Regions from separate parts of the Homo sapiens genome. Here region 1 is linked to region 2. A link is a loop called in an ENCODE intact Hi-C map of the cell type or tissue named here. Cell type or tissue: A673. All regions are shown on one strand. Each heading gives the region's core, and the rest is flanking DNA. Links, peaks and the distances in the headings are about the cores only.

What was found. Hi-C counts contacts between places; a loop is a spot of excess contacts. Peaks named below come from ENCODE experiments on the same cell type or tissue, not always from the same donor. Only the 100,000 strongest peaks of a DNase experiment are listed, where the experiment ranks them.
Region 1: it touches region 2 in a loop (4-fold over the local background); 10 of 110 quality-filtered maps call a loop at or near these places.

Annotation. Positions count from the first base shown.
Region 1 is chr1:214,493,690-214,505,167 of GRCh38, reverse strand. The region is part of intron 1 of PTPN14 (protein tyrosine phosphatase non-receptor type 14); the gene reads left to right. Among named protein-coding and RNA genes, the nearest start is that of PTPN14, 52 kb to the left of the region's middle. RefSeq lists an enhancer at 1-164. In A673, for the core only: no CTCF peak of the experiment used is centred there; a DNase peak (open chromatin) is centred at 4,347; H3K4me3 peaks cover 879 bases; H3K27ac peaks cover 2,349 bases.
Region 2 is chr1:214,441,308-214,452,785 of GRCh38, reverse strand. PTPN14 (protein tyrosine phosphatase non-receptor type 14) reads left to right here. Exons shown (of 19, transcript NM_005401.5): 3 at 812-981. Among named protein-coding and RNA genes, the nearest start is that of PTPN14, 100 kb to the left of the region's middle. RefSeq lists enhancers at 2,081-2,580, 5,662-6,348. In A673, for the core only: no CTCF peak of the experiment used is centred there; DNase peaks (open chromatin) are centred at 5,595, 5,855 and 6,725; H3K4me3 peaks cover 1,581 bases; H3K27ac peaks cover 6,073 bases.

The DNA of each region.
Region 1 (11,478 bases), core at 1,268-9,267, 53 kb before region 2:
ACAGCTGGGTTTGTTCACATGACCGCCACAATGAACTCATATTTAACTCAGACCTCTCGTTGGGGGCCCCCAAATTTCAACTGCTTGTCAGGATCTTTCCATGAGACTGGCCACAAGTATCTTAAACAGAGAATTCTTAGACAGAATTCATCTACTTTTTCCTTAAACCTATCTTTTCTCCTATATTCCCTACCTTGGTGAGGGTGTCACCTCTGATGAAGTTAAACACACTGGGGGTTTGGATCAACCTAAACTCATTTTCCTTCACCCTCTTTATGCAGTAAGTACCAAGTCTTTCCTGTTACTCTAAGGTAGTTCCTTTTTCCTAGTCCAAGCCAGTCCTACTTGTCTGCAGATTCAGTATGTTACCTTACCTCCTGCAGGAAAATTCCCCAGCATTCTGTACCCAGCCCTTATCCTGGGATTGGTCTCCCCTCGATTAAGCTCATTCAGGCTGGTGCCTTGCCTCATTCACCATCATTTCCCCAGGGCCTAGCAGGGTGGTGCCTTGGAAATAATTTAATTTGGTGGAAGTGTCTTAGTACGATTTCATGGCTAATGGGTGTGCTACTCTTGTCATTCAGAGATGGGGCTGGGACATCACCTCTGTGGACATTGTGGTCCTAAGAGCCCCGTTCCTGGGTGCCTGCCATTTGCTTGCGTCAAGTTGGACATGACAGCTACGGGAAAATGATTGAGGGCAGAAGGCAGTTTTGGTGCGACAGGAAGAGCACAGGCTTCCAGGGCTTTGCTGTAAGATCAGGAGAGAATAATGCATCAGAAGTACCTGATGCTGAGTCTGTTCTCAGGAATGGTGTGTTTGAGGCAGCTGCCCATTGCCCGGTGCTTGCCATGTGCTTGGATGCAACCATGGCTAAAAGGTTTCCTATCTGGCTATGTGGTGATTGACTGTGGGTCGCCTTCCTATGGTATTTCTGACTCCTCGAGTGTAATATAAAGGTCTTCGCAGAGGTAGGGCTAACGGAGAGGCAGCGGCAGTTGTTCAATGTTCTATAATGTAAATTGAAAGATTTTTCTTTAGTTTTAAGCTGAGTTTTCCACATTCTCATTACTAGTTGGGGAGGAATGGGAAAGTGGTGACATTATTCGCAGCATTCCTATGACCATTCTCTGGTTCTACAGAAGAGGTGTGTTTGAGGAAGGCACCCAAGTTTCCTGACTATTTCTCACACTTCTCCATCACAAGAAAGCCCTATGTACAAAATGATGAGAGTCCCAAGAAGCATCATTTGCTCTAGGCTTGTCCTTACTGTGGAAGCTCAGAGACTCACCTTTGATCTAAAATAAATAAACAAAAAGCCATAAGGCAAACCTTATTGAAGTAGGTGATGTCGGGTGTGTTTGCTGCTGAACGCATACAAACACTTTATATGCAGATAAAATAAAATGACTCACAACATTGCTGACATTAGTGTGTGTTCTTCCTGCAGCTAAGTACATCATAGGATTTTACCGAATTACACCGACTAATTGTTTATTGACCAACATCACACTAGTGGGATCACAAGACCACATATGACAGTGCTGCACTTTGCTTTGAGAGAGGAAAGGGAAGAATGAACCTGAGGAGAGCTGACTGAAATGTAATAATTCTGTACCGAGATTTGAAGTGAAAATAGAATGCCAATTTTGAGTTTTCTGTTTCTTAAACTCTATTTTAAATGTTTATTTTGTCTTACAAATGTACGTCTACATATTAGACATAAAAATGGAAGCGAGGCAGCTGCCGTTAAATTCTGGCTTCAGTCTCTTCTAAGATTCAGTCCTTCTGATTACTGAGCTGTGTCAAAGATGCCATATCTAAAAAAGAAGTCAACGTCTTTCCTACTTCATCTTCAATACTCACATATACTTAGGACAGATTATCTCTTACATGTCATTAGATATTAGTTTTGAAGATTTAATGAGTTCCTGTAAAGTACTTAGAATAGTGCCTTTCATAATAAATACTGTATAGTGTTTGCCATTTTATTATTGTTATTGCTTATTTTTAACAAAAATTGTATTTAAATTTGCTTGTAGTGACATGTTTCTCCAAGTGTATGCTAGTATAATTTTCACAGTGTGAATTTAAAACTCTGAATCTCTCATTTAATTGGATCTTATCCTTTTGGTTGGAATTTCCTTTAGAGATACTTTGTCAACTTTTGTAGAGTTAGGCTGGTAATATATATTTTCAATAATCAATACTAATAGGTTTTTAAAATGACAGATTTGAGCAACTTTTCACTTAATTTTTCTAAGATCTTCTGCAAAAACTGAGGGAAGCCTGAATACATCCTATGCAAATAATTGACATAAGGATAACACAGTTTCATTTATGTTTTCCCTATTTTTTTCTGTGATATTGTTATTTTTAACATTATTGCGCTATATTTTATTATGGAACACTTTTTTACACAACTAAATCACTCTGTCTTTATTTTGATCATTTGTTCCAAGTCTTCAACATTTTTTCGTAACGTTTAAATGCTAAAACTGTTTAGTTGGCCTCGCACAGTGGCTCCTGCCTGTAATCCCAGCACTTTGGGAGGCTGAGGTGGGAGGGTTACTTGATACCGGGAGTATGAGACCAGCCTGGGCAACATAGTGAGATCCTGTCTCTAAAAATAAATAAATAAAAAATAAGTTGAATGAATATTACAAATATTTTTCAAGACCTGCTGTGTGTTGCACACTATTTGCATATGTTTTTCTTGTTTACCACTCTGAGCTGTATTGTATTATAGGACAATGAAGCTATTTTGCATATAGGAAAACAGGTTTATAAAATGCACATCATTGTTTGGCTAGTAAAGAACAGAGTTGGGTTGAACACAGATCTCTCTCTGTTAATCTCAGGCTCTTAATTATCATGGTAAAACTTTTTCAAAATGACCCTACCGCCATCAGTAGGATGGTGGAATAGGGGGTCCAGCCCTCTTCCCCCCTTAGAAGCACCTATTTAACAACCCTCCAGGGATGAAAAATCTTTATGAGAGCTCCCAAATTCAGTTCTATGCATTAAATATATGCAACTTTTTGTATGTCAATCACACCTTATAAAGTGGTTTGAAAAATAACCTTTTTTTTTTTTTTTTTTTTTTTTGAGACAGAGCCTTGCACCGTCGCCCAGGCTGGAGGGCAGTGGCACAGTCTCGGCTCACTGCAAGCTCCGCCTCCTGAGTTCATGCCATTCTCCTGCTTCAGCCTCCCCAGTAGCTGGGACTACAGGCGCCCACCACCATGCCTGGCTAATTTTTTGTATTTTTTATAGAGACGGGGTTTCACCGTGTTAGCCAGGATGGTCTGGATCTCCTGAACTTGTGATCCGCCGGCCTTGGCCTCCCAAAGTGCTGGGATTACAGGCGTGAGCCACTGCACCTGGCCTAAAAAATAACTTTTGAAGTTATGTGCCATGAAAAATGGATTTAACTTGGTTTTTCTCTATACTACGCCTGGTGATCCCAATTCATTTCCTTAATTAGTGTTTATTGAGCCACTAAATATTGTTTATTATTCCAGGCCCAGTGTTAGGTGGGAGTTCAACAGGAAAAAGAGAGGCATAGGGTTACCTCTGAAGGAATTTATAGCCTAATTGTTCATAGAATACTTACTCTGTTTTGGGCTGGGCGTGGTCATTCATGCCTGTAATCCCAGCACTTTGGGAGGCTGAGGAGGGTGGATCACTTGAGGTCAGGAGTTCAAGACCAGCCTGCCCAACATCACGAAGCCCCGTCTCTACTAAAAAATACAAAAAATTAGCAGGGTGTGGTGGTGGGCACCTGTAGTCCCAGCCACTCGGGAGGCTGAGGCAGGAGAATCACTTGAACCTGGGAGGCGGAGGTTGCACTGAGTTGAGAGTGCCACTGGACTGCAGTCTGGGCGAAAAGAGCGAAACTCCGTCTCCAAAAAAAAAGAATACTTACTCTGTTTTCATGGATTAAGTTTTCTGTGTTTAACCAGCTCTCACATGGCTTAATAACAGTCACACTGTAACATTATTAAAATATGAAAAGACGAATTTGGCATTTTACCCAGCTCCATGAGACGAATTGCGCTATTTATCACATTATTCCTTGAACTTTGGTGTTGCCTTAAAATTGTACAGCCTATCAATGAAGAATACATTTTTATCTTTGCTATATTTAGTTTTCTCAAGCTGCTCTTGGGCATGGTGAATCTTTTCATTGTTAGTGTTTTACATAGTTTCTAGCAGTAATGAATAATTACGAAGGACCAGATGTTTTTAAACCTTTCCTCTAATGCTCACAGCCATCCTTCCAAGCTAATCTGCCTTTTCTTCATGTTAATGATGAGGGACCTGAGGCTCCACATGCCCCACAGATGTTGTCATTCCAGGGTAGTCAGGGCAGTCATTTGCTGGCTTCAGATTTCTTTCAATAATTTTTTTTTTCTTTTTTAATGAAGACCTTAGATAGGATGTAACAGATTATCCCCTTTTCCCCTTCTGTGAGAGCCAAGGTGCCTTATATCGGTTAAAATCTGGTGAAACCTGTGGTGAATTGATTGTTTCTGTCTGTCCCTCAGTGGTTCTGAAACATTAGGAGGTTGTCCTTGAGAGAAATCTCAGCACTTCACTCAGTGAGCCGATGCCTCAAGCCACTTGTATTTGGAACCATAAAAGAGCTGTCAGTTCACCAAGTTGAAGGAGGAGGGTGTTGGTGGCTTTCTTTGTTGCCGGAAAGATGGATCTGATTATAAGAAGCCTCTCAAGTAGAGAGTTGAATCCAAAGAACTAGGAAAATCTGGGTGTTTAAACAAAGTTTGAGTTGACATGGGATGTTGTTGAGATTGCAGCTTATTTAGGAAGGGAAGGGGGTAGATCTCTGGCTCCTTCTAATTAAGAGTTTGTGTCCAGAGTCTGCCTTTGTCCCAGGCTGCTAAGATTATTTTTCCGGTGTCTTTGACAATTGCCACAAATACAAGAATATGGACCCATGTGGGTATGTCTTACATATTTGGGGGAATATTTTTCTGGAAACTTTGATTCTTGGTCATATCCTTATTGATACATTAGAATAAAATATAAAGCAAAAATGCCGTAAACTGGAATCATGATCCATCATCTAGAATGAGAAAATGTCCCACATTTGTGGACATTTGCGGACAATGTGTGACATTTTCTCATTCTAGATGATGTTGCTTCAAGAGTGTTACTGAAACGCTCTGGAAGGTAGAACCATTTGTCCTTTCCCCTCCTCAAGCCTGCTGGCACAGAAGTGTCACGAGGGTAAGAGTTCCTGTAGGAAATGTAATGGCTTTTGAAGTTGAGTTTCCTGTAATGTGAAGAGGCTTTCTGTATTTGAGACATAAAACTGAGTATTATTTTCTTTTTAAGAGTTGTCTCCTAGGCAATCTAAAAAAAAATGAATGCTTAAATTAGAAATAATATAACAAATTTATGGAGCATTCATTTGATAGCCTAACCATTTAAAAAACTGCAGTTACGTGAACTCTGGCAAACTTTCTGAATTCACATAAATGGATAGTTTTACCATGTAAAGTGTTAGCTTTGAAGTTTTCTTTTGAGGGAAGAGATACAATGTGTTAAAATTAAATTATGTTTGTTTTTGTTTGAATGGCTGAAAGATGAACATGATGCAAATTTTAAAAGTACAAATCTTTTTGGCATACAGTAAGAAGTTTTCATTTCACTCCTGCTCGGCAGCCTCCTGGTCCACCTTCCAGAGGCCAATAGTTGATAGTTATTTATATATTCTTCAGAGATATTTTGTATGTATACCAGCATATATATATATATATGCCTACCCTCTTTTTCCACACACTCATTCTACTGATCAGTCTCTCTAGGGTTCTATATCACTATGGTCTCTTATTTTGACAGGCATTAATTCTAGTATATAGCGAGCCTCCTCATTCATTTTTTTCTGTTACGTGCACAGACTGTCCACATAACCTCTCTGTGGTGCAGTTTCTAGGTTGCTTCCAGATTTTGCAGTGAACGAAGAATTTTCTCACACAAGTATGAGTCTTAGAATAAACTCCTGTTAGTGTAATGCTAGGTCAAAGGGTGTGGGCCGCCAGGTGTGATGGCTACTATCTCTTATCCCAGTACTTTGGGAGGCAGAGGTGGGAGGATGGCTTGAGTCTGGGAGTTTGAGGCCAGCCTGGACAACATAGTGAGACTGTCTCTATAAAATAAAAAAATTAGCCAAGGGTGGTGGCGCATACCTGTAGTCGTAGCTTTTCAGGAGGCTGAAGTGGGAGGATGACTTGAGTCCAGGAGGTCAAGGCTGTTATAAGCTATGATCACACCACTGTACTCCAGCTTGGGCAACAGAGTGAGACCCTATCTCTTAAATCAGAACAAGGATCTCGCAGGAAAAAAAAATTTTAAAGGGTATGGGCATATGGGTATTTTAAATTTTAATTTATATGGCCAAATTGTTTGCCATGGAAATTATACCAAATTATCAGCAATATATTGTGGTGCCGTGTAGACTATTGGCTTTGAACACATTTTCTTGTGGATGGGAAATTGAGAATTTTTAAATATGCATCTTTAGAATAATATGTTAAGTATATATGCATATTTGGATATGTTTCCATATATTATTGAGTAATCATATTTGATTCTCTTTTTGGAGGCTAGGTAAGTTTATGTGGCAGTTTTCAAACATTGAGAGCTATTAGGTTGAAAAAATATGGATAATAAGGTAATCTGAGGAACTTTTAGTTTCTTGCCCTTTCTCTCTTACATCCCTCTGAATTATTTAAGATCCAACTGAGTCTTGCCTTCTTCCATGAAACCTTCCACAATTATTCCAGCTCTTATTGACCTGGGATAGCAGAGCCTGTACTCAGTGATATGCTTTTATTAGAATGAATCTCTACAGTATCATGTTTGTGTGCCATGTTAGGAGACTCACAGCGTTAGAAGGGAAAGAGCAAGGAGGAGCTTAACTCTTGGCTTTGCCCTGTGATTTTTATCTAGCTCTAGGGACAGAAACAATAACATTCAGTAGATACTGTTTTCTTAGTTTTAAATAAGAAATACTTCCCCCAGTACTTTGTTATAATATTTTAAGCATAACTTGTATTATTTTTCTGAATATAAAAGTAATAATGATCATTATAGAAAATATAAGAAATATAAAACATTTTATAAAGCAGAAAATAAAAATCACCCAGAACCCTATCAGCTATGAGTACTCATGGCCATCATTTCTTTTGTCCTTTTCTCTCTCATTGTGTTTCTCTCTCTCTCTCGTGTGTGTTTCTAATGAAATTGACAGCAACATGCTGATATAGTTTTATATTTTCCTTTTTTTTCCCCCTAAGAATAGCTGATGGCTTGGGCTGTTTCCTCACAGAACTTTTCCTATGCATGTATATATACATAATATGAAATGTAGAGAAAGTTTTGAAAAAAGAAATTAGAAACAAAATTATACTATGCATAATGCTGCATTTGCTTTTGCCACTCGGTAATATATGGTAAGCTGCCTGTCTCAGGAGTAAGTATAGATCATTCTAGTTCTTATAAATGTTTTGTACCTTTGCACCAGGTCCCATAGGCTTCCAGTGATATCATGTTTTCTGTATTATAAATAATGCAAAAGTGACATCCTTTTTCATAGATGTATGTAGAAGCTTGTAGCATAGATTAAAAGTGGAATGACTGGGCTAAATGCTATACACACTTAAATTTTGATGGATAATGCCAAATTTCTGCTTAAAAATGTTTTACCTGTGTGTATGCCAATAAATAGCCTCACTATCCTCATCAGCTCTGAAAATGATCTCTTTAATTTTTTTAACTTGATAGATTAAAAACATTGCCTCTTGTGCATGTTTAATTTACATTTTCCTGATGGTGAGGTTGAATGTCTTCATATGCTTCTTAGCTGTGTGTCTTTCAGCTATAAATTTTCCATTTTTCTAGTTTCTGATCGATTATTGAGATTTCTTTGATACTAACTTTTTTTGTCTGTTACATATGTTGCAAGTATTTTCCTCCAGGTTGTTGTTTTCTTTCTTTATTTCTTCCCCCCGACCCCCCACCGCTGCCCCAATAGAGCTCAATTTCTGGAGACCAGGTTGTTGTTTGCTAACTTATTTCTTGTTGTCTTGAGCCATACAGGAGTTTTAATTTATTTAATAAAATCTGTATGGTCTCTCAGTTTTGGATCTTATTTACAAAGACCCTCCAATTTAAAAATGTATTTTCTTATGTTTTTTTTCTAGCACTTTTATGATTTTGTTTTCTTACAAAGACTGAGCTAGACTGAAGGAATGATTGAACTTTATTTCTTTTCCTTTGTAGTTTAATCATGAAAATTGATATATTTTTATATAGGATTTTTATAACTTACCAAAGCAGTTCTGTGGAATATAGATCAAATTAGATATTAAGTTAAAACTGAATCATAGAAATTCAGATTATGGATAAATTGTTCTTTAGGACTTTAAAAATCTCTCTCCAGCTGTCATTTAGTTTCTAATAGTGTTCTCTGGTCCCTTAGGGATCCCAGCACTTGGGTAGGGGGTAAGGAGTGTTTAAAAAGAATATACAGGTATCATCAAATCAGTTCTGCTTTTATCTGTAATATTTCATTTGAAAATAAAGGTGCTGCTGAAAACAAGAAACAGAAAACCCACAATTTGCTATTCCATTGGAAGTTTGGGGAGCAGGGCAGGTACTAGTAACTCATTTTCCCCGAGGGGTTTCAGTGAGTTGGTATGGGTCATGAGTGAGGTCAGTGTGCAGTATAACTAGAATTCCTTGCCCCTGAGGACCTTGGCTGAACTCCCCTTGACAGAGCTGGGCTAAGCCTAACACTGGGCTAAGCCGTATCCTGTTACAGTTATAAAGTATGTTCCGCAGTGTGACCTTCTGCTCTAGAACACTTTGCACACTATTATTCCACATTTCCTCTTGGGTACCTCTCTCACCTGTTCACTGGGATCTAGTTATGCAGAAGCAATAAATACTGCAGAGCAAAAGTATTTTTGTTAGGAAATGAAGTACGTTTCTAAATCTGTGAGCACAAAACTGAAATGGAAAATTACTGAGCAAATTATAAGCTCAGGACCAAGAATGCCAGGAGAGTTTTTTTTTGTTTAGAAAAGAAACATGAAGTGTTGTTTATCTGTGGGTATGAAAAATGTATTAAAATAACACATGAGGCCGAGTGTGGTGGCTCATGTCTGTAATCCCAGCACTTTGGGAGGCCGAGGCAGGGCGGATCACCAGAGGTCGGGAGTTCGAGACCAGCCTGACCAACATGGTGAAACCCTGTCTCTACTAAAAATACAAAATTAGCTGGGCATGGTGGCGTGTGCCTGTAATCCCAGCTACTCGGGAGGCTGAGGCAGGAGCATCGCTTGAACCAGGGAGGCGGAGGTTGCGGTGAGCTGAGATCGCACCATTGCACTCCAGCCTGGGCAACAAGAGCGAATTTCCGTTGCGAAGTAAATAAATAAATAAATAAATAAATAAATAAATAAATAAATAAAAAAAATAAAATAGCACATGATAACTGTTCTGAAAAGCACTTTTCCTCCCCCATCTTAATTTGATAATGTCAGTCTTGTCTAAGTACCTTTTCTCCTGGAGTGGATTAATTGGAACACTATTTTTTTAGACTCTTGAATTACTGCAGATTTTCTGACCAATTGTTATTCCTCTCCTTAATGGTACTTAGTTTGCTTCAGAAGATTTGAATTAAATTTTGGTTTTGGTGTCATCTTTCACATGTCCTTTTTATTCCTTCAGTGTTGATTTTTAAACCACTGTCCCCCTACTTGTAATAGCTACAGTAATAGGTAATTATTAGGCATTGTTATCTGGGCCAGGGACTCTGATAGTGCTTTATATACATTATCTTATTTAATCTTTTCACTGACGCCGTGACATGTAGTTACTGTTTTCATCTTACAGATGAGGGAACCAACGCTCAGAGAGTTTAAATAGTATGCCAAAGATTTTACAGTTGGCTGAAATTCAAACATAGTATTGAAATTCAGTGCTCTTTCTTCAGATCCCAAGCTTTTCACTAGTATAGTGTCTTTAGATTTTTTCACCTTAATGAGTAACTCTGTGTGTCCCTTTCTGGGATGATGCTGAGAGAGGAGAAAATACATCTCACCACTAATGCTGGTCCCAGTTCTCAGACAGTTGCTTCTAGGTCCAAAGTGATTTTATTGTGCAGTCATCTCTAAGACCTGTTGAGTTTCATGAGTCAAGCAAGAAGAATTCCAGGTCTTTCAGGCATCTCCTTCCCTCAGGTTCACTTGTGGTGAAGATGACACGTGGTCAGTGTTTCTAATTATACTTTGGTCTTCCTTTTCCTTGAATATTGTCAAGGAACACAACTGCCCTTCCCCCTTCTCTCCCTTCCATTCAGTAGTGTAGTGGTAACTCAGTCTTAGAAACATCAGGAGAGGCCACTCTTCCTTTAGACGTCCAAACATTTTGTTAGCTTTAGTTCTCCCTGCTTTGTTCATGTAAAGCTTCATTTATATGACCAATTCCGTGTCATCTCTTTCTACCCTTGCAAAAAAAGAGCTTAATGTTAGATGACAAGGCAACACAATAACAATGCACCACAACAGAGCATAAAGTTAAAGTTGGCTAACTTGGCAGGGTAAAAAGAAGTACATCCAGGGCTTGTTCCTATTTTGACCAAAAAGCATTAAAGTGTATTCTTATATGGCAGGAATCGCCAACCTCTCTAAGCTTGGGGAACATTAGCCTGTGTGATAGGGCTGACAACAAGATGACTGGTACAAGGAGTGAGGTAAGAAAGAGAGAGGAGGGGCCGGGTGCTGTGGCTCACACCTGTAATCCCAGCACTTTGGGAAGCCAAGGCGGGCGGATCACAAGGTCAGGAGATCGAGAGATACCATCCTGGCTAACATGGTGAAACCCTGTCTCTACTAAAAACACAAAAAATTAGCTGGGCGCCTGTAGTCCCAGCTACTCTGGAGGCTGAGGCAGGAGAATGGCGTGAACCTGGGAGGCGGAGCTTGCAGTGAGCTGAGATCGCGCCACTGCACTCCAGCCTGGGCGACAGTGCGAGACTCTGTCTCAAAAGAAAAAAAAAGAGAAAGAAAGAGAGAAGAGGAAAAGGAAGGCACTAAGGACGGGAGAGAGGACACTTGTGGAGTGCTGCCAGTGATTTCTTTGGTTCTCTTTCTTTGATGTGTCCACGTAAATTGAGTGCTACACCTTTAGAAGTGGTTCTTTTTAAAAAACTTATTTGTATTTTTAAATTTTTTAAATTTTAAGTTCTGGGGTACAGGTGCAGAAGTTGTTCTTACTTTTTTTTGATAGATGCCAACAAGAATATGTTCTGTGAAAGATCTTAACTAGTGTAATCATTCTGTCATTTCACATTTGAAATCTTGACCATATATGTGTGACATTATATATACGAGTCTTGCATATAAAGTGTGTTTAACCTGGGTCAGTATGTTAGCATGTATCAT
Region 2 (11,478 bases), core at 1,890-9,889:
CTGAAATCCTAGCATGAATTAATATAAAAGATGGGATTGGGTGCATAAAAGTACCTGTTTTAATCATTTAGCATGTTGTTCAAAACTAAACTGGTTTAGGCTTCAAGTCTAAGGGCGAAAATCTCACTTTCATCTAACAAATCCCACCATAATCTGCCAAGAACAGCCACCAGGGGCTCCTGCAGCAGCTGTGAGGAGGCGATCCTTCCTCTCTCAAAGCTTGATATGGGGAGAGATTTGCTGCAGTTCGTGTATAATAAAGTGGAAGAGGATGATACTTTTTAAAGCACACGAAAAGAGTGAATAAATTCTCCGTTAAAATCTGGTACTGTATGAAAATATTCTACAGTGCAGAAGCTTTCAGTTGGCAGGCGGTTTTGTCTTAGGAATTGAGTAATAAGTTACATTGCAGCAGGTGCAGGAGCGGTGTTGGTCTTTGCCAGTGTGCTCCATGTGAGATCATGAAGCATGCAGAAGGCACACAGAAAAGGCAGTCTTCAGATATCAGGGGAAAAGTCAGCACTATCCCTTCCCTGCGCGACTCCCCTTACCTCACATGGGCGCTTTGGTATCTGCAAGCACAAACAGTAGTAATGAGTAGGGATACTGCATCTGGATACTCCATGTATGTTACAGTAGTGTGTGGTTGTGGTTTCTTTTGATTAGTCCCAAAGTTATATGTCAAAGCTGGATCTTATATATGGGCTGGGGAACCCAGGGTGGGATGCAGCATGCTGGAGTCTCGTTTCTTGTGTGGCCTTGGGATGCTTGTGGTGAGCATGAACTGATGCTATTTTACCCTTTTATCTAGACGCACTACTTTGGCCTTTGGTTTCTCAGCAAGAGCCAGCAAGCACGATGGGTGGAGCTGGAGAAACCTCTGAAGAAACATCTGGACAAATTCGCTAATGAGCCTTTGCTTTTCTTTGGAGTCATGTTCTATGTGCCAAATGTGTCATGGCTTCAGCAAGAGGCCACAAGGTAGGTGCATTTTCCCCCTGTGTGCCATATAAGGGTGTTGACTAACTGTGAAGCTTCCAATGAAGTAGATGAGCTGGTAGATTTAGGGGTGTGTGGGTGTGGGTGCGGGTGTGTGGTGGGGGAGAGGGTAAAATAGTTGGGGGTTGTTTACTCATTGCTTTGCAGCTTTAGAGTTTTGGTTGAATCCATGTAGCTAACCCCAGCAGTTTTCTGTAATGCTGGTAAGGTAGTAGGGATCCTGAGCCAGGCAGAATTTCATCTCTAGCAGCGTGGAAATATTCATCGGAGACTGTGGGTAAAATAGGCATGCAAGAATTTAATAAAAAATTAATGACCTGGCCAGGCGTGGTGTCTCATACCTGTAATATCAACACTTTGGGAAGCTGAGGTGGGAGGAGAGCTTGAGGCCAAGAGTTTGAGACCAGCCTGGGCAGCATAGCAAGACCCTGTCTCTACAAAAAGAAAAAAATATAAAAACTAGCTAGACATGGTGTTTTGTGCTTTTAGTTCCAGCTCCTCGGGACACTGAGGTTGGAAGATCACTTGAGCCCAGAAGTTCAAGGCTGCAGTGAGCCGTGATCATGCCACTGTACTCCAGCCTGGGCAACAGACTGAGACCCTGTCTCAAAAACAAAAACAAAAACAACAAAAACAAAAACAAAAACCTAATTCTGTTTTGTCCACCCTTTTCCTAAAAATATCCCCAAACAAAATGTGGTATCAGACTTCGAATTTGAAGATTGGAAAGGTAACTAAAAGTGGGAGTAAAGTTAAGGAGGAAAATGTTGCGAGAGCAGGAGTTTTGATGATTGTCCCTACTAAATAAGAGGAGACAAGAAGCCATCAGTAGAAGAGGAGAACAAGGTATTGCAGCTACTCAGTGTCTGCTTTAGCTTGGAGAAACCGTGTGCTGCCTTTGAAATGATGTTTTCCCCTCTCATCTGTAAAGTGAGGGATTTGTGTAAGTTCATAAAGCATATTCAGTGAATGGAATAAGTGCATTTTTTTGATGTTGGTATAGTTCATTTATTGGTAAGAGTTTTCCATTAAAATACCTGGGAAGTCTCCTCATCAAATGGATATTTCTGGTAGGAAAAGGAATCACATAAACCCTTTACTTTTTGCCTTTTACCCGGACCTTGTCATTCTGAATGCTTGGGAAGCAATGCGGGAACATGCTTTGAAGAAGGAAGAGTATTCTACCTGACTTTTGTGTAGTTTTTAGATTTTAAATTTCTGATATAAGGATGCTCTTGAAATTTTTAAGTGTATTTTAAGGCAATATTCTGCTTGCTTGCTTTTTCTTTTTCTTTTTCTTTTTTTTTTTTAATTTGAGACGGAGTCTTGCTCTGTCACCCAGGCTGGAGTGCAGTGGCACGATCTTGGCTTACTGCAGCCTCCACCTCCCAGGTTCAAGCGATTCTCGTGCCTCAGCCTCCCGAGTGGCTGGGATTATAGGCGCCTGCCACCACGGCTGGCTAATTTTTGTATTTATGGTAGAGACGGGGTTTCACCATGTTGGCCAGGCTGGTCTCGAACTCCTGACCTCAAATGATCTGCCCGCCTTGGCCTTCCAAAGTGCTAGGATGACAGGGGTGAGCCACTGCGCCCGGCCTCTGCTTGCTTTCTTTAATTTGGCTTTTATTTATTTATTTATTTATTTATTTATTTTGAGATAGAGTCTTGCTCTGTCACTTACACTGGAGTGCAGTGGCACAATCATAGTTCACTGCAGCCACAAACTCCTGGGCTCCCGCAATCCTCCTGCGTCAGCCTCCTGAGTAGCTGGGACTACAGGCATGTGCCACCAAGCCTGGCTAAATTTTCTTCTAATTTTGTAGAGATGAAGTCTCGCTGTATTTCCCAGGCTGTCTTGAACTCCTGGCCTCAGGTGATCCTTCTACCTTGGCCTCCCAAAGTGCTTATTTTTTTCACTTTCGTTCTTTCCTTTTTTTTTTATTTTTATTTTTAAATCAAAAGGTATTGTAAGTAGATGGCATAATTGCAAACAGAGGCCGTGAGTTAGCTTACAGCTTGATCCAAAAAACCTAGTGTTCAGTTTTTCATGTGATAGACATTTAAAGCACTCTGTTGCATACCATTGCTCCCTGTTTTCAAGTTGATTCACATATCCAAGTTCTTCCTGTACAAAAAATTATTAACTCCTCAAAATGTGATGATTTCCGTTGGCTTTTGAATCCTCCTTGAGTACTTTACACGGTGCTAGGAACACAGCATTAAGTTAATAAATACTTGCTGATTCTTGGCTCTCGGCCATTAAGTGCAAGGTAATGAGTGATGAGGGTGAAACATGGACTAGAAATTAGTGTATATTGAAAAAAGTTCTGTCTGTAAGAAAAATGAAGTATTGTTACTCTAGACAGACCTATCCTGTAAGGCCTATTGGTGAGAAAGAGCAGTTGAAATAAAGAGGGACTCAGAAGTTATGCTTTATGAAGTTAAAAGAAAAAGGTTGTTTAAGCTTAGAAAAATTAAGTCGGCCGGGCGCGGTGGCTCACGCCTGTAATCCCAGCACTTTGGGAGGCCGAGGCGGGCGGATCACGAGGTCAGGAGATCGAGACCATCCTGGCTAACACCGTGAAACCCCGTCTCTACTAAAAATACAAAAAATTAGCCGGGCGTGGTGGTGGGCGCCTGTAGTCCCAGCTACTCGGGAGGCTGAGGCAGGAGAATGGCATGAACCCAAGAGGCGGAGCTTGCAGTGAGCCGGGATAGCGCCACTGCAGTCCAGCTTGGGCGAAAGAGTGAGACTCCGTCTCAAAAAAAAAAAAAGAAAAATTAAGTCTTACAAGGGCACAGTAGTAGCTGCCTTTAGATATTTACAGACTGTTGTAGGAGGGGGAATTCTTTGTCAGTTCTGGAGCACAAAATTAGGGTCTAAGTAAGTGAAGTCCAAGGAGCCAAAGAACTTTGACTATTTGGCTCAATGTAGGAATACAGTTTCTAGTAACTAAGCCATCTAAAAATGGAACAAGACTTACAAAAGGGTGAGAGCACTGGTCTCTGTGAATGTTGTCACGTGGACCAGGTAGCCCATGTGGTATCCTGTAGAGGGAGCCACCATATTGGGTAGGATGTTGGAATAGATCAGTGGTTCTCAAAAGACCAGGGCCTGCTGTATCATAGTTACCTGGAGCACTTATAAATATGATTCTAGAGCTGTACCAGAAGTCTGGTTGTAATGTCTAGAGCTGAGAATCAAGAGGATGTTATTGTTTAAAATGAATAGGCCGGGCAGTGTCTGACACACGGTGGCTCACGCCTGTAATCCCAGCACTTTGGGAGACCGAGGCGGGCGGATCACGAGGTCAGGAGATCGAGACCATCCTGGCTAACATGGTGAAACCCGATCTCTACTAAAAAAATACAAAAAAAAAAAAAAAAAATTAGCCCGGCTTGGTTGGGGGCACCTGTAGTCCCAGCTACGCGGGAGTCTGAGGCAGGAGAATGGCGTGAACCTGGGAGGCGGAGCTTGCAGTGAGCCGAGATCGCGCCACTGCACTCCAGCCTGGGCGACAGAGCGAGATTCCATCTCAAAAAAGAGAAAATGAATAGTACTCCTCTGGTGTTTCTGACACTCACCCAGCCTCAGGAATCAATGAATCAGTTAACCTCTAAAACTCTTTACAATTTTAGATTTTCCAAGGAAGTAAACTTAATGCTGCATTGTTTGACTGTCAATGTTTGCATTCATAGACTAAAACAAAAGGTATTTAAATTTCAAAGAGGGAGGTATAGAGTAAAAAGTTTTGGTAGTGGTGGTTATTAACTGTGGGATTTAGGAAGGACTTTTCTTTTTTCTTTAGAATTTCTTTTTGCTTAATTAGCCTGGTTTATTTCAGATGAAGGTTGATAAGGAGGGAAAGAAGTGTTTTCCAACACAGGATTTTGAAGCAAACTGTGTTGCTGACATTTGATCAGAAAAACTAACAAAAAATTTTAAACTTTGAAAGATATTTTTAGATTTAAGCGCTGGAACTAAATTATGTAGATTTCAGGTCTAACCAACTCTTTATGGCAAAGAATGTTGAAAGTTAGGAGTTGGATTAGCATGCAACATTTTGTCTGTGCGTGAGTATGTGTGTATGTTTGCAGCATTGCAGAAATTTTTGTTGCCTCCAAGGGGCCCTAAAACTGGAATGTGCCAAGGGGTGTCAGAGTGAGTAAAAGATTTAAGCTGGGAATATGGAGGAACATGAGAAAAAAAAAATGTAAGAAATCAAAGAAAAGTTGTTAGGAAGAAAAGAATAAAGGAATTACATTTATTTGGGAAGGTTGAGGGCCACCAACAACGATCAGGTGTGATTCAGCAAGACATGCCGTAGGTTGTAGGCTTATGGACTAGAGAATAAAGGAGATCTGGTTTGGACAGAATAACATTTTTAAATGCTTGAGTTTTCTCGGTGTGGTGTTGGAGATGGACAGATGTGCTCAACACAAGGTGAAAAATGCTACAGTCCTTAAGAGCCTTTGGGAATCTCAGCCTTCTTGGGAGGTTTTAGCAGCATCTGAGGTCCGAACTGAATATTGAAACTGCCTTCCAGGCAGCTCAGCCAAGGGGAAGCAGTGGTGGTGGGGCAGGATTCCAGAGGAATGTTTCACAGAAGGCCCCAACAACATTCATTAGGAGCGGGTTAATGACTAACTCTCCAGTCATCCGCTGTTATCCCAGTTACCAGGCATCTCAGGTGGAGATGGGCTTTGGCATCTCTGAGAGCACCTGGGATCTGCAGTGTCTGACACAAAACAGTTAGTCTTTGTGATGCCCTGCAGAGTAAGATATTTGCATAGATTAGAAATAGAAATCTGTCTTTCATTTGCGGGCAACCCGTTGGAGGAGGCAACCATTCAGCCATCTGTGCTGAAAAAAATAAGCCTTTGTCTGGAGCCAACCAAACTTGTTTTCATCCAACACATGTTTGCAATGGTTTGGCTACTTCTGTTTGAGAACAGGTTCTATAGCATTAGTCATGACCAGCCATTTCTTCTCTCTGAACAAGGACAAAGAGTCTAGATTAATACTCTGGTTGGGTTTTCCTTTTTTTTTTGCTGTGTATATGAACCCATATATATATCAAGACACATAGGAGTCAAAGGAAAATACATTTAAAAGCTGTTTATTTAATTTGTTGTCCCCAGAGAATCACACCCATGGAAATTTTTAGGTCAGTAGTGTATTCAGAACAACACAACAAAAATTTGAGAGTGACATTGATTGCAAATTGTTTAATAAAGTGATTGGCTTTATTAAAATTATCAAGTCCAAATTGGTTTAAATTAGAAAATTAGGAGGCACTGCTTTTTTTGACATTAATTTGACATACTGTGTCTCATCTGCTAGATATGGCTTTTGAGGGGCAAGTCCCTTCATAAGTGAGGGAAACCTGCCAAGACACTATGATTGTGTTGGATAAGAAATGGATAACTCAGGCCCTACTTTAAGGTGTTAATTGAATGAGAAAACAAAATATATTAAAAGGAAAATACACACAGGGCTACAAATAAAAGGAAAAAAGAAGAAATCCCTTGATATTGTTATAGAAATGTTAAAAGAAAATAGTGAAAAGAAGGACACACTCTGGTAGACAGATGGGGGATGAGTCATGAAACCATAGGATTTAAAGAGATTAAGAACCACCGAGTTTGTTAACCCCAAACTGTAAGATTTATTACCTTGGGGCTTTGAAAATGTTAGTTTTCCCCTGTTGGTTAAAATGACTCAAGGGATGGGACCACTGTAATTTTTTCCATTTTGCTTTGCTTCTCAGATTCCTTTTTGCCAGCTTTTCTGTCCAGCAAAGGGACTCTTGAGCAGTTCATCTTCCCCAGCATGTTCTCCTGACTCAAAGGAAAGATTTTTGTAATGTGTTTTAATGATTTGCATAGCAACAGGCTCATTATAAACACATGGTTTTCACATTTTTCTGGACACGGAAAGAAAAAAGATGGCTTCTGAGAGGTGGATAAATTCTTACTCAAACAGAAGGATACTTAATAATAGCAAGGGGAAGCCAGAAAATTGCTGGCCAAGATCACTGCTTTTAGTTTAGGTCTGGGGTTTTTCCAAGTCTTCCTCAAGCATGGAAGTCCCTCTTTAATTTCTTCAATACTAAAGAGAAAACTTTTAAAAGAAAACTTAATTTTTGAAGAGTGAATTTAGGCTACAAACTTCTAAGTTGCTGAGTGCATGCATGGTTTCTAAAATTTTTAATTTTGTGGTTTTTTTTTTTTTAACCAAAACATGTTTGTCTTTGCATTACTCACTGTTGAATGTTATGGTTGCACAGTGCACAGGAGCTTCTAATTGTCCTAATGAGGTCAGATAACATTTCCTACTTTTCCAGGACATCTTAGTAGCCTGCCTGTTTGGGTGGGGCTGTCCACCCTATTAATGGTGAGCACTCTACAGAATTGACAGAGTGCAACTACTGCTGTAGCCAGCACGGTCATTCCATTTGCCAAGGATGATTTTAGTACACTGTCGTACATCTGGCAGACACATCAGGCCCACAGGACCTGTTCCAAGTACCCTCTATCTGGTGGATGCTATGTCTGTTTTCGGTGCTTCTCAGCAGCTATGGGTATCCCCTACTCTTAGGATCAGTGATCTATTGTACATCTCCCAGTTCTTCCAAAGTCCTGGGTATTCTAGTCAGCCAGGTAAAACTGCCTAGCAGTTATCACCAGGAGGATTTTTAAAATACTTAATCTCTGTATGGGCTTGCATGGAGCATTCTTAAATGTTAAAGATAGTTCCTGTCTGGGAAGAACCAAGTGGACAGGTTGTCTTTCAACCAACTGAGAATAAATACCCACATTTAAAGCTGTGCTGTTTAGGTACCAGAAAGAGGGTAAGTGCATTTCAGCGTGTGAAGTGAGTGACAAGGGAGTTAGGTTAATGCATTTTTAAACTATGATGGGGGTCCCCTTTTTCCAGTTACGTATTTGGGCCCATGGCATGTTGATGGGAAAGCCAGACTAAGTGAAGCTGTATATCTTCATAAGGGTTAAAATGGTGTTTTGGTGTGTGCATGTGTGTGTCTCTCTGTGTGTGTGCATGTGTGTGCTTAAACTAGGTTTCAGGAAGTGACCTTACAGTAGCTTTCTTCACATTTTCTTTCTTATAAATACCAATACTTTTCCCCCTTAGACTCCTGCAATCTGCCTTGTGTGCTGTTGTAAACAAGTTAGTGTTCAACCAGTGTTTAAAGTGTCTGTTTTAAAAGCTCTAATTATGGTAGTATTTCCATTTCCTTTTACAACACCCTTTATTTTGTTCCTCCAGTTCTTTTAGTTCTTTTATTATTTTGAAATGTCATTTTACTGGATATTTAAAGTCTACCCGTGGGCTGGGATACAGGGACTCCCTTCAAGTCTTAAGATTAAGCATGAATTCCCTGTGGATAATATAATTTGCTGAGAATAGCAAATTCTCCTCCTGGCCAGCTCCAGCTAGTGAATGGGAAATTGTTCTCTTTATGTTGGTTATTGAGAATGGAATTATTTCTGCCAGATATTTTAGATATTTTAAGATGCAGTTGACATTGGGATCTAATCTCAAACATTCTGTGTGGTTAATGTAATGTACAATGTGATGAGAGAAGATGGCTGTCTGTAATAAACAGTGCAACCTTGGAGGGAAGAAGAATTACCTTCCCAAAATGAGATAAGTTGATTGTCATTTGCATTGTTTTTTATTTCAACCTTTATTAAGTACCTATTCTGTGTTAGACACTTTGCTAGTTAGTGGGAATGTAATAACAAATAGGTCTCAACTCCCCACCTCCCTCCCACTCTCACTCCCACCACAGAGCTGTATCTCCAAGCAGCTTTTATTTCATTTCCGTGTATTTGATTTACTAGAAGTTTATTTGAATTTGTCTTTAACGTCTACATTGCTGACCCTATTTACTTCCAGGAGAAGGCAATGCCACTGCTTTGGTGAAACCCAAGGGCAAATGTCTCCTGGGACCAGGACCAGCTTCATGGGTCTGTGACCTGTGCAGTTAGTTGCACAGTACCCCATGCTCAGAAGTGCCCTGTAGTTGGTTTAGTGCTCTGCTGTTGCCATCCTGAAGTTTTTTGGTTTTTCAACAGTGGATTCTGCATTTTCACTTTGCGCTAGACTCTGCAAATTAAGTAACCAGCCCTTCCCAGGACAAGGACAGCCTCCTGTTCCTCATACATGCATCTCTGTTCGTTCACCTCTGCTTGTTTTGTTGTTATCTTGCGATTTATTCTTAAGTATCGGTGGATTTACTGATTTGAATCTACTGTTATGGGTGTGATCAAAGAGAAAAAGTAAATTTAATAAACCCTCAAGGGAACAAAACTAAAATTTTCACTGTCTTTGCAAATAAGAAAATAGAAATGTAGCGCTGGTAACCATTTCTGCTTCTGGATCTGACTCACTGGGAAATCCTTGCAGGAATTGGGGAGGTGGTGTAAAGTCAATTTGATTTCTTTTAGGAAAGCTGATTGGATTAGCTTGTCTTGATCCTCAACTAGGATTTTCTTATGTTTTACTGTGAAGAAGACTATAAATCAAGACTATACAGTAGATGCCTACTTCATAGTACAAGTTGTCCAAATACATGAAGTTGCTTCTTGTTTCTTTCTTTGCTCTTAAGAAAAAGATATGGTGTGAAAGATATGCAGTTAGGCTGGGCGCGGTGGTTCACGCCTGTAATCCCAGCACTTTGGGAGGCTGAGGCGGGTGGATCACTTGAGGTCGGGAGTTCGAGACCAGTCTGACCAATGTGGAGAAACCCTGTCTCTACTAAAAGTACAAAATTAGCCTGGCATGGTGGCACATACCTGTAATCCCAGCTACTCAGGAGGCTGAGGCGGGAGAATCGCTTGAACCCAGGAGCAAGAGGTTGTGGTGAGCGGAGATCGCACCATAGCACTCCAGTCTGGGCAACAAGAGTGAAACTCCGTCTCAAAGAGAAAAAAAAAAAAAAGAAAGCTATGCAGTTAGGTAGTTAGCTATTGAGGCAACCTACTGCTACTAGAACAATGAAGTATAGACAAATAAGATGAAGTTAACTTAGCCGAAGTTAACTTAGCCGTAAACATAATCTAGCTGTTTCTCTGATATTCTTTCCCTTTAGGGAAAACAAATAGTAAAATAAATCAGTGTTCTTTTGTAATATCACTTGGCATAACTTATTATTTATTGTAGGTGTCCTATAATGAAGAGGAAACTCAGAATTTCAAAAGGAAATAAATCAGAGGCATTATTCGTATTTCAAAAGGAGTCTTCATGTAATGTTTGTGTTCTTTAATGCATCTGAGATGTTTGATTGAGATGCTTTATAAAGCAAGATATGCTTATACGTATGTTTTAGCCATTAGAAAAACAAAGTTTACCAAAAAAATAGGTTGAGCATCCCTAATTCAAAAATTCAAAATCTATAATGTACCAAAATTGAAAACTTTTTGAGCACCAACATGATGCTCAAAGGAAATGCTCGTTGAAGCATTCAGGATTTCTGATTTTTGGATGAGAGATGCTCTACTGGGTAAGTATAGCAAATATTTCAAAATCTGAAATCCCAAACACTTCTCGTCCCTAACATTTTGCATAAGGGGTACTAACCTGTTTAGTATACTTCAAAGAAGTGATAATTTTATTATTACATCTTTAAATCACATGGTTAATGTGTTAGTATTTGGTCTATTTGGAACTTTTCTCAAAAGCAAACAAAAATAATGTGCTATTGAGCTATTTTGAAAATAAGTTCTTAAGCAGAGGTATTGATTTTTATCCTTTGTGAATTCCTTGATTTTCAAAGATACATTCATTCATTTGTTCATTCATTCATTGATTCCAAATTGTTCTTTATTAGTGTTACATTGCAGGACTGAGAAAGATTAAACAATTGAACTCATGAAATAATAAAGATTTGTAATAGAGCATGAGTCAAAATGTTAAAATAGTCTACTTTTTCTAAAGCTTGAGTAGAATACGATGATGCCACATTGTAGTGTTTACCTTTAACAAAGGTGTGAAAAGAAGGGGGAAAAACAACAGAAGCTATATGAAGAGGTGTTTTGTCATGTTGAAGCATGCAGGCTGTGCCTTATGAATTTTTAAGAGACATCCGCTTCCCATAAAGGATTCTCAAGATTGTAGGGGTATCATTACAATGGGTGGGATTGAGAATGGTGTGTCAATTTCAAAAATGGATTTTAAAAAAAATCTTGACGTTGGAAGAGGTGCAAAGAATAGATGTTTTATAATTGTTTGCTCTACCTTTTTTCCTGAATATCAGCATTGGGACATTCAGTTGGAGTGGAGTGGGTGGAGAGGAAGGAAGTGACAGATGTGCTACATCCACACGTTAAAGAAACTTACAGTGTCTGAGCAGCAGCAGAATCTAGAAAGCACAAGAATCCAAAACCTCAAAACTTCCCCAGCCTGAGGATATTATAGTTCTGTGTGGTTCTGTGGAAAAATGTAGTTGCGTTCCA